2 separate regions of the Mus musculus genome follow, and region 2 is linked to region 1. A link is a contact called in ENCODE Hi-C or POLR2A ChIA-PET data. All regions are on one chromosome and are shown on one strand. Each heading gives the region's core, a stretch centred on a gene start or an enhancer-like site at or near the end of the contact. The rest is flanking DNA. Distances are from core to core; before and after follow the strand shown. Region 1 holds the start of Cfl1 (cofilin 1, non-muscle). Region 2 holds the start of Ap5b1 (adaptor-related protein complex 5, beta 1 subunit).

Region 1 (4,239 bases), core at 31-2,530:
ACATCTAGGGCATCCCGCGACCAGGGGCGGAAGGAGTGCGTCTCCAGGGTAACTGCGTGGCCCCTCCCCCCGTTGCTCTGGGAAACTGCTAGTCTCGAAAAAGGTGGAGCCAGCCTTCTCCTTAGGAGGGGCCCTTGGGAGAGAAGGGGGTCAAGCTTCGGCCTCCACCTGGAGCTCCAGCAGTGTAGCCCACGGGTGCAGTCACCTGGAGCTCCCGCAGTGTAGCCCACGGGTGCAGTCTGACTACAATCCCCTGACTACAACCCCCGGCATCCTCTGCGTGCTGCCTCGCTCCTGGGGAAGCTCCTCTTTTACACCCTTTATTCAGCTTGGGGAGGTCAAGGGCCCCGGTTTCCTTTGCCTCTGAGTTGTTTGCGACTTTGCCCTTTTTTTCTAAGGCCATGGTCATTGTTTCAGGTCAGAGAAATTCTCCTGGAGTTCCCACCCCAGTTTATTTTAAACTTTTGCTTTCATATAGATTCTCTTCAGTCTTTGTGCTAAAATGATCATAAACCTATCAACTCTGGAATTAAATTGAAGTATTCCTTTTCCTGTATCGTAAAAGAAACATAAAGAAGTTTTTTTTTTGTTTTGTTTTGTTTTGTTTTGTTTTTTGATTTTTCAAGACAGGGTTTCTCTGTGTAGCCCTGGCTGTCCTGGAACTCACTTTGTAGACCAGGCTTGCCTCGCACTCAGAAATCCGCCTGCCTCTGCCTCCCGAGTGCTGGGATTAAAGGTGTGCGCCACCATGCCCGGCCATAAGGAAATTTTTAGTGCACAACTCTTCACCCTTCCCCCATGAATTACGTTTGATCTAACAATTTGCCAAACGTCTTTAGACAACGCCAAAGCTCTCAAACTTTTTATGTTAGCATTTCCTGTTTTTTAAAAAATCCTATTTGTTGAAATTTTACTCCACGGGAGCATTTCTATTGGCTTGAAGACACCGTTATACTTGGCGATTCTCTTTTCTGTGAGAGAGGATCCCAAGCTGATGATTCAAAATCTTTTTTCAGGAACCATAAAGAACAAAAAACCACTTAATTTCTGGGATAAAGAAAGTAGAGAATTATATTCAGGTCATTTTTATCAAACGATGGGCCTCTGGCTCAGAGCGTTTTTTGGTCCATTGCACCAATGGGCTCACTCTCCGTGCAACAGCCCACGCCTCTCGGCCTCCGCCTACTCTGCGCCTCAAGCTCTGCGGAACCCGGTAGCAGCTAGTTCTATTTCGGTGCAAAATCCTCGGACTTCACTTCCCGTCGGCCCGCGCGGCAAGCGCCGGAAGGCCGCCCCGCCCCTCATTGTGCGGCTCCTACTAAACGGAAGGGGCCGGGAGAGGCCGCGTTCAGTCGGATCCCGGCAGCAGCTGCGGCGGCTCAGGTCTTCAGTTGCTCTTTCTGTCTCCCTTTCGTTTCCGGAAACATGGTGAGCATTAGGCCACTGCGCCCGAGGGAAGTGGGTTCGTGATCCGTCGCTTGCGCGCCGGGCGGGGTGGGGGCGGCAGAGAAGCGGTCTTGGTATCCCATCCCCCAGCACCCCGAGCGAGATTAAGGGTCTCATTGAAGGGCAGGCCGCGCGTGCGCGCCTCCGGGCGCTGGGAAGGGCCGATTCGGACGTCGCTCGCGCGCCCCCTGGCTCCTCTCCCCTCCCCCATCCTGCCTTTGCGCCAGCGCGGCCACTGGCCGTGGGGGAGGGGTCCAGTGTGCGGGGCCTCGGGCAACGCTCGCTGGTTCTCGATGGCGCGCGCTGGACCAGAGCACGCGGCATCCAAACCCTGGCCCGGGGCCGCTAGGGAAAAGCGCGCGAGGTGTCGGCGCGCGCCCCACCCAAGGGCTGTTCCCTTCCCCGCATCATCCTCCCTCTGCGGCTAGGTTGGTCTCCACAGCAGGTGGCAGGGATTCCGCCGTCAGGGCGGGGCGGGGGCGGCCGCGGTGTGGCTCTGGGAGATGCTGAGGCATCGGGGAACCTGATTGAGACGCTGGTTCTGGAGCCTTCTTGCAACACGAGTCACGGAGTGGGTTCCTGTACAGGCTATCGCCCCACTTCTAGAAAGAGCGATTACACACTCCATTCTGTAGTCACTGTACCTCGGGCTAGAGCTAGAACAGCGCGTGCGCACATGCTTGGGCCCTGCCATCCCGGCTGCAGCTCTAGCCGAGCTAGGCCTTTTGCTGCTCTGCCGGATGGGGCCGAGGGTGGAGCCGCGTTTAGGGAAGTGACCGAGGCGGGTACCGCCCGGAAGCCACCAGCTTTTATGCTTAGCCTGAGGGCACGGGAAACTGTTTTTTGGAGTGAGACTGGCCAGAGCTACCTCTCCAGCTGACTGCGTTTACGCCTATTCCTAAAGGCGAGCCTTAGGCGTTGAGACATCTGAGGTCCGGCCGCCTCGCTGCCTCTGGGCTACGAGTGTCTCTTGGGGAGGCCCTGAACCTAGTCCAATCTTTCTCCGCCTACTCCGGAAGCGGGTGAATCACGTGGCTAGCTTCCTCTGCAGTTCCATGGTGGTGGTGGGGAGGGTTGGTTGTAGATTTCTGATTGGGTCGTCCCCCAGGGCCGTACAAAGCAGAAAGTTTTCGGCGATTTGGGGCATCACAGTTTGACCTATTAATTTGTCAGTCTTTTTTTTTTTTTAAAGGACTCACCATTCTTGGATGACAGGGAGTTGTCCAGCAGGGCCTTAATTAAGGGTTGTAATTCTTGTGTATGGGAGATCTCGGCAGGAAAGAGTGTCATTTATACAATGACTGCATTTCTAATGAGCAATAAACTACCGAGCAGCTCTTGGTGTCTGTGAATTTCTGGTGTTCTGATTCTCTTTCCTGGAGATGAGACTATGGCCCAGGAGTTTGGTGTTTTGTATCTATCCTATGCTGGCATTTTAATCAGTATCTTTCGGGTTCTTTGAATCTGGTGTTCACAACTCAGCAAGTTTTTGTTTTCTTTTTGGCTTTTTTTTAAGAGACAGGATTTCTCTGCATTGCCCCTGCTGTCCTGGAACTCATTCTATAGATCTAAGACTGGTTTCAGACTAAGAGAAAGGCGTGTTCTACCACTCTTGGCTAAGGTCTTCTTTTTAATAAGTACTGTTCTAACATTTATGGGGATGTTGAACTAGATAATTGGATCTCTCCCTTGCAGGAGGTTTGTCCTAACTAGTTCTTAGATGATGAATTGGATAGGGAAAAAAGTCTGCAGGGACATTACTAATCTGTGTGGGGCTGAGAAGTGTGTTTGTTACTCTGACTGAGGTTTCCTGTAACTGCAAAGAATACCCCAGAATCCTTTCCCTTACAAGGCGTATTTTTGATTTGTCCCTCAGGCCTCTGGTGTGGCTGTCTCTGATGGTGTCATCAAGGTGTTCAATGACATGAAGGTTCGCAAGTCTTCAACACCAGAAGAAGTGAAGAAACGCAAGAAGGCGGTGCTCTTTTGCCTGAGTGAGGACAAGAAGAACATCATCCTGGAGGAGGGCAAGGAGATCCTGGTAGGAGATGTGGGGCAGACTGTGGACGACCCCTACACCACTTTTGTCAAGATGCTGCCAGACAAGGACTGCCGCTATGCACTCTATGATGCAACCTATGAGACCAAGGAGAGCAAGAAGGAGGACCTGGTGTTCATCTTCTGGTGAGCTCCGTATTCAGGCTCTTCTGCCTGCCTCTGGTTCCCTTTCTCAGAGCTTAACGGAAATTATTCCAGGTGTGGGGGGTGCCAGGGTTGTAACAACCCTTCCAGTGAGGAGCTAGGTGTGGTGGTACCCACACCTTTAGTCCCAGCTTGAGGGAGGCAAAGGCAGGCAGATGCCTGTGAGTTTGAGCCTAACCTGGTCTACAGAAAGACCCTGTGTTTCAAAAACAAAAACTAGTGAGGAACTTGGGGAAAAGAAAATCCCTGCTGTTAGAGTATCCTAAAAGTTTCTTTTCTTGAGTCATTATTCCCTGGATGTAGCTGCAGCCTTTTCTTTGCTTTGTCTTTAGGGCCCCCGAGAATGCACCCCTCAAGAGCAAAATGATCTATGCCAGCTCCAAGGATGCCATCAAGAAGAAGCTGACAGGTAAGGATCCCTCCTTCTGCAAAAGTCATGGGCGCAGTCTCCTGCTAGCTGCTACCTTCCTCCTCTCATCTGCTCCGCCGGCTCCTTCCCAGATAGAACTCCACCCCACCCCAGTGCTTCCTGCTCACTGCTCTCTTTTCACCCTGTAGGAATCAAGCATGAATTACAAGCTAACTGCTACG
Region 2 (4,451 bases), core at 1,594-4,093, 78 kb after region 1:
GTGTAGCCCTGGCTGTCCTGGTACTCACTTTGTAGACCAGGCTGGCCTTGAACTCAGAAATCCGCCTGCCTCTGCCTCCCAAGTGCTGGGATTAAAGGCATGTACCTCCACTGGCCCGCAATACCATTTTTAATAGTACTGCAACATACATCCTCACAAAATGTATAGTTCAGGGGGTTTTAGTCTTCAGGGTATTATACAACCATCACCCCTAAGTCCAGAATATTTTTGTCTTACTATTGCTAGGGTGGAACACCACGACGGAAAATGAAGTTGAGGATTTATTTGGTCTACACTTCCACATCACTGAAAGAAGTCAGAGCAGGAACCTGGAGGCAGGAGCTGATGCAGAGGTGATGGAGTGGTGCTGCTTACTGGCTTGCTCCTAATGGCTTGCTCTGCCTGCTTTCTTCTAGAGCCCAGGAGTGGTACCACCCACAGTGGGCTCGCCCCTCCACCATCAGCTATTAATTAAGAAAATGACTTATAGCCAGACCTTATGGGGGCATTTTCTCACCTGAGGCTCCTAACTCAAGCTCATGTCAAGTTGACATAAAACTAGCCAGCACAGTTTTCATCACTGCAAAGGAAAACTGTACACGGGCAGCAGCCTTCCACTCCCCAACCTTTGCCCTGGTACCGTGGACTCCATTTACGAAGCATCCCTGTATCCATAGGATCCAGTGCCATGGGGTTGGATGGGGTTGTTGTGGCCCCATTTCACAGATAAGAAAGTCAAGGCCTGGGGATTAACTTTTCCTCTTTTCAGCCTAATGTCTAGGGTTTCCCAAGAATTGAGCTGCATGGAGAGGAGTGGAAATGCAGAAGAGGAGGAACTAGGTGAGGGCAAACAGGTCACTCTCTCAAGAGGGCCTCATGAGGAGCTGAAGGCACCTCTTGTCTGCCCCGTCTGTTGCCAGGACAAAGCAAACATTGCCTCTCCTAAGAGGATACTTGGGCAGGCAGATGAGAACAGGGCCCATTCATGAACTTGGACATCAGGAGCGCGAGGGCAGCAGACGGAGCATGTAGCAGAAGCCCAGTCCTCCTTACAGAGGCCCTGGAGTTTTGTACAAGTGACTCTACCTTCTCTGGGCTCCTGAAAGCCCATGGGAGACAGATACCCACCCTTAGCACCCAGGGTTGGCTACGAGCCCTAGTGAGTTCAGGAAGACACATCCATCTATCACACACAGTTCTGGAAACCACACATGCCACCTCAAAGAACCAAAGCCCAGGGAGGCTGGAGGCTGGCAGAGGCTACAGCATCAGAAGCTTGGGACACAGCCAGAGTTGGACTCCCTGACCCCTGGAAGCCCCTCCCCTCAACTGTAACAGGGTTTAATAATCCTTTCTGGCTACCGAGAGCTGGGACACCAGACCTGCAGTTATCAGCGCCCTCTGGGCCTCAGACAGGGCAACCAGACAGGCTCCTACTCCAACCTGCCTTCCCAGCCCAGGGCTGCTCTCACCCTGGCCTCTTTCATCTTGGGCCTAATTAGCCGGGCGCCCCACCCCAAAGCTTCTTAAACAGGAGTCATCACTCCCAATTTATAGATGGGGAAACTGAGGCACCTAGAGGGAAGTGGTTTAGAGCTGTCGCCTGTGAGTCAGCTGTGGAGCCAGAGCCCAGAAGAGCAGAGACCAGGTCTTCTAGCTCCCCGTGCCTCCCCCAACGCCCCCATGTCTCCATTCTCTCTTCTTCTACCCTTGTTCTGGGGGCCCAGGCAGTCTTCTTTTTAGGACCCTACCTCACCACTCTCATCTGCAGCCAGGTCAGGATAAGGGGCTAGGAAGGAACTTGGGCCACCCAAAGGGACAAAGACAAAGAAATAGCCAGAGGCTAGCAATGGGGGCTCAGGTGTTTCATCTTCAAAGTGGCTAGCAGGAGGCTTTATAGGACGGTGAGTATGAGATTTGGACGACAGAAGGTCTGAGCCCCTGAAACTAGCGGGCCAGTGAGCACCCACAGCCTGGGACTCGCCAACAAGCCCAGATACAGTCCTCTGGACTCTAGTAGGTAGCGTGTGTACTACTTGGCCAGAAGTCTGGCAGCCCGGCCGTTGTCTTCTCAAGCCTTGGTTTCTCGGTTCATATTAGGTGTGTTACGAGCTGAGTGACCCTCCAGGCCCCGCCAACACGCACACCTAGAGTCAGGATCCCGTTGTGTTTCGGCTTCGCTGCGTCTTAAGGTCCCGCCCTGCTCGCTCTACTCTAGCGCGCCCGACCCCTGTAGGCAATCCGTGCGACTTCGGGCAAAGGTCAGCAGCTACCATCCGGCTGCGACCCTGGCCCCGGGTCCTCGCCTCCAAGCAGAGCGAGGTGGTCCCCCCCAGCACCCCCGACGCCAGGTCAGCGTTGAGGACGCCAAGCCAAGCCCTGCGGCGCCGGTTCGACCGGTCCCGCAGTGACCCACGCCTTGCTCTTCCTGCTCTGCCCTGGGACTGCGCCTCGCGCGCCACCCAGCGGCCGCCCGAAGACCCGCATTCAAGCAGCCGGGCCAAGCGCGCAGTCACCGGGCCCGGGCGGGAGGACTGGGGGACGCGCTGGCCGCCTTCCCGATCTGCCCAAGCCGCTGTTCTGCTCCAGGGCCTGGGAACGCAGTTCCATCGGGGAGCGGACCGGGAGCCCGGCCCACCAAACCCCGCCCCTGCCCGTGCCTGCGGCAGTTTCGGGGCAGGGGGCCTGCACGGCGAGACAGTTACTCAGACCTGGCGAAACCGGCGAGTCGGCACCTGCCGGCCTGGCGGGCGTGGCAGGCGGAGGCTCCGTTACGCCCCGCCCCCGGGCTCGCCCCGTCCCGGCCGCCCACGCGCCGAGCGCCGCGCCCCGCCCCGGCCCGCGCCGCCAGCCTGCCAGCCCGGAAGGAGCCGACCGAGCGCCCGCGGCAGCTGACTCAAGCGGTGAGAGAGGCCGACCCGTTACCACGGGCGCCAGGGGCGCGAGCGACGCTGTGGTTTCGATGCCCTTCGTAGGCGGGAGGCTTAATGAGCTCTCCGCACGCACCTTCTGGGCACCCCCACCCCGATCCTGCGGGTCCTATCCTGCAGGGGCCCGGGCTGTTGCTTCCGGCATTATCTCCGAAGCCTCCAGAGTTCATCTCGGGACCTAGGCATTGGGGGGCGGGGAGGGGTCTGCAAGACGGCCCTAGGGTAACAGCAGCCCCTCGGGAAGGTGGAGGACCTGGGCGCCCTCTAGTGGCCGTAAAGGCCTGCGCGTCGTCCTCGCCTCGGTGTCTGATGCTCTCTTCCCTTTACAGAGAAGTGGATGACTGACCATGGGGCCCCTAGGTCGAGAAGCCTGGGCCCAGCGCCTGGGGGCCTTCCGAGCCAGCCCATCCGCCTTTCTGGCAGGTGCCGAAGGTGAGGATTTGGGTCGCGACCTGTTGAGTGACCTAAGGAGTGAAAAGCTAAGCGAGCAGACCAAGGTAGGTCCTGCCCGTGTGCCCTGCCGTGGTCCATATGGTTGCTTCATACTACCGCATGCTGAACTCAACGAGTTCCTCTTAAATCCCCCATCTCAGGTTTCCTTACTGACACTGAGCTTGGAGTACTCTGATAAACTTTGGCCTGATGCACCTGCCGCGGAGGCTGCTGCCACTTCCCTGTTGGACACGCTTGTCCTCCTGCCCACAAGACCTTCAGCTCTCCGGAGGCTCCTGTTGTTGGCAGCCACTACAGCCCTGGTGTCAGGAGATGCTCTCGGACCCACTTCGGGAGCTTCCTGCCGGCTTCTGCCCTTACTTCTTGGCTTAGCTTCAGGCCGAGACTTGGGACGAAGCTTTGGAACCCCTTCAGAACAGCGCCATCTACAGGCCACAGCCTGTGAATGCCTTGGAGAACTTGAGCGCTGTAAGCCTGGGCTGCTGGCCGGCGCCCTGGGGATGCTGCGGAGCCTCCCAGGGCAAACAGGTCCCATCCAGCCTGTCAGCCTGCTTCTGGCCCTTGTTCTACACGACACCTTGGTGGTACAGTCCAGGTCTGGGGCTGGCCTGCAAGGCCTGCTGGTGGCTGAGGACTTCTCCACTGGGAGTTGTCCCTGGGACTGGACCCTGGCTGAGGAATGGGATGCCCATCTTAAGCCCCAGGGGCCCAGCTGGCCCACAGCTGGGGAGGAGGAGCGTGGCTTTCCGGTTCTAGAGCCCAGCCCCGAGGACGCCCGAGAGCTGAAGGCTGCCGTGGCCCAGCTTCTGGACACTTCCTATCTGCTCACTCCTGTGGCTCAGGCTCAACTTCTGTGGCTGTTGGGCTGGGCCCTCCGGGGTCTTCGGGGACAGCCACCAGTGCTTTTCAAGCCACAGCTGGTTCGGCTGCTGGGCACGGCACAGCTGACACTGTTACACTCAGTTCTGTCTCTGAAGGCGGCCTTTGGCGAGGCCCTGTTCACTGCACAGGATGAAGCTCTGCTCCTCCGCAGGCTCACCTTGGGAGCCCAGCACCCAGCTTTACCCT

Evidence for each region. Hi-C counts contacts between places; a loop is a spot of excess contacts on that map. ChIA-PET counts read pairs that join two places held with the same protein, here RNA polymerase II (POLR2A).
Region 2: POLR2A ChIA-PET joins it to region 1 with 125 read pairs in Patski. The contact joins the promoter of Ap5b1 here to the promoter of Cfl1 in region 1. A Hi-C loop is called at or near these places in 1 of 37 maps with a recorded cell type or tissue (v-Abl transformed pro-B cells). POLR2A ChIA-PET finds 5 or more read pairs at or near these places in 4 of 5 experiments (Patski and embryonic stem cell).

Annotation. Positions count from the first base shown.
Region 1 is chr19:5,489,175-5,493,413 of GRCm38, forward strand. It overlaps Cfl1 (cofilin 1, non-muscle), which reads left to right and starts at 1,281. Exons shown (of 4, transcript NM_007687.5): 1 at 1,281-1,428; 2 at 3,323-3,630; 3 at 3,981-4,057; 4 at 4,207-4,239. The coding sequence starts at 1,426.
Region 2 is chr19:5,565,181-5,569,631 of GRCm38, forward strand. It overlaps Ap5b1 (adaptor-related protein complex 5, beta 1 subunit), which reads left to right and starts at 2,844. Exons shown (of 3, transcript NM_001362046.1): 1 at 2,844-2,903; 2 at 3,260-3,427; 3 at 3,524-4,451. The coding sequence starts at 3,278.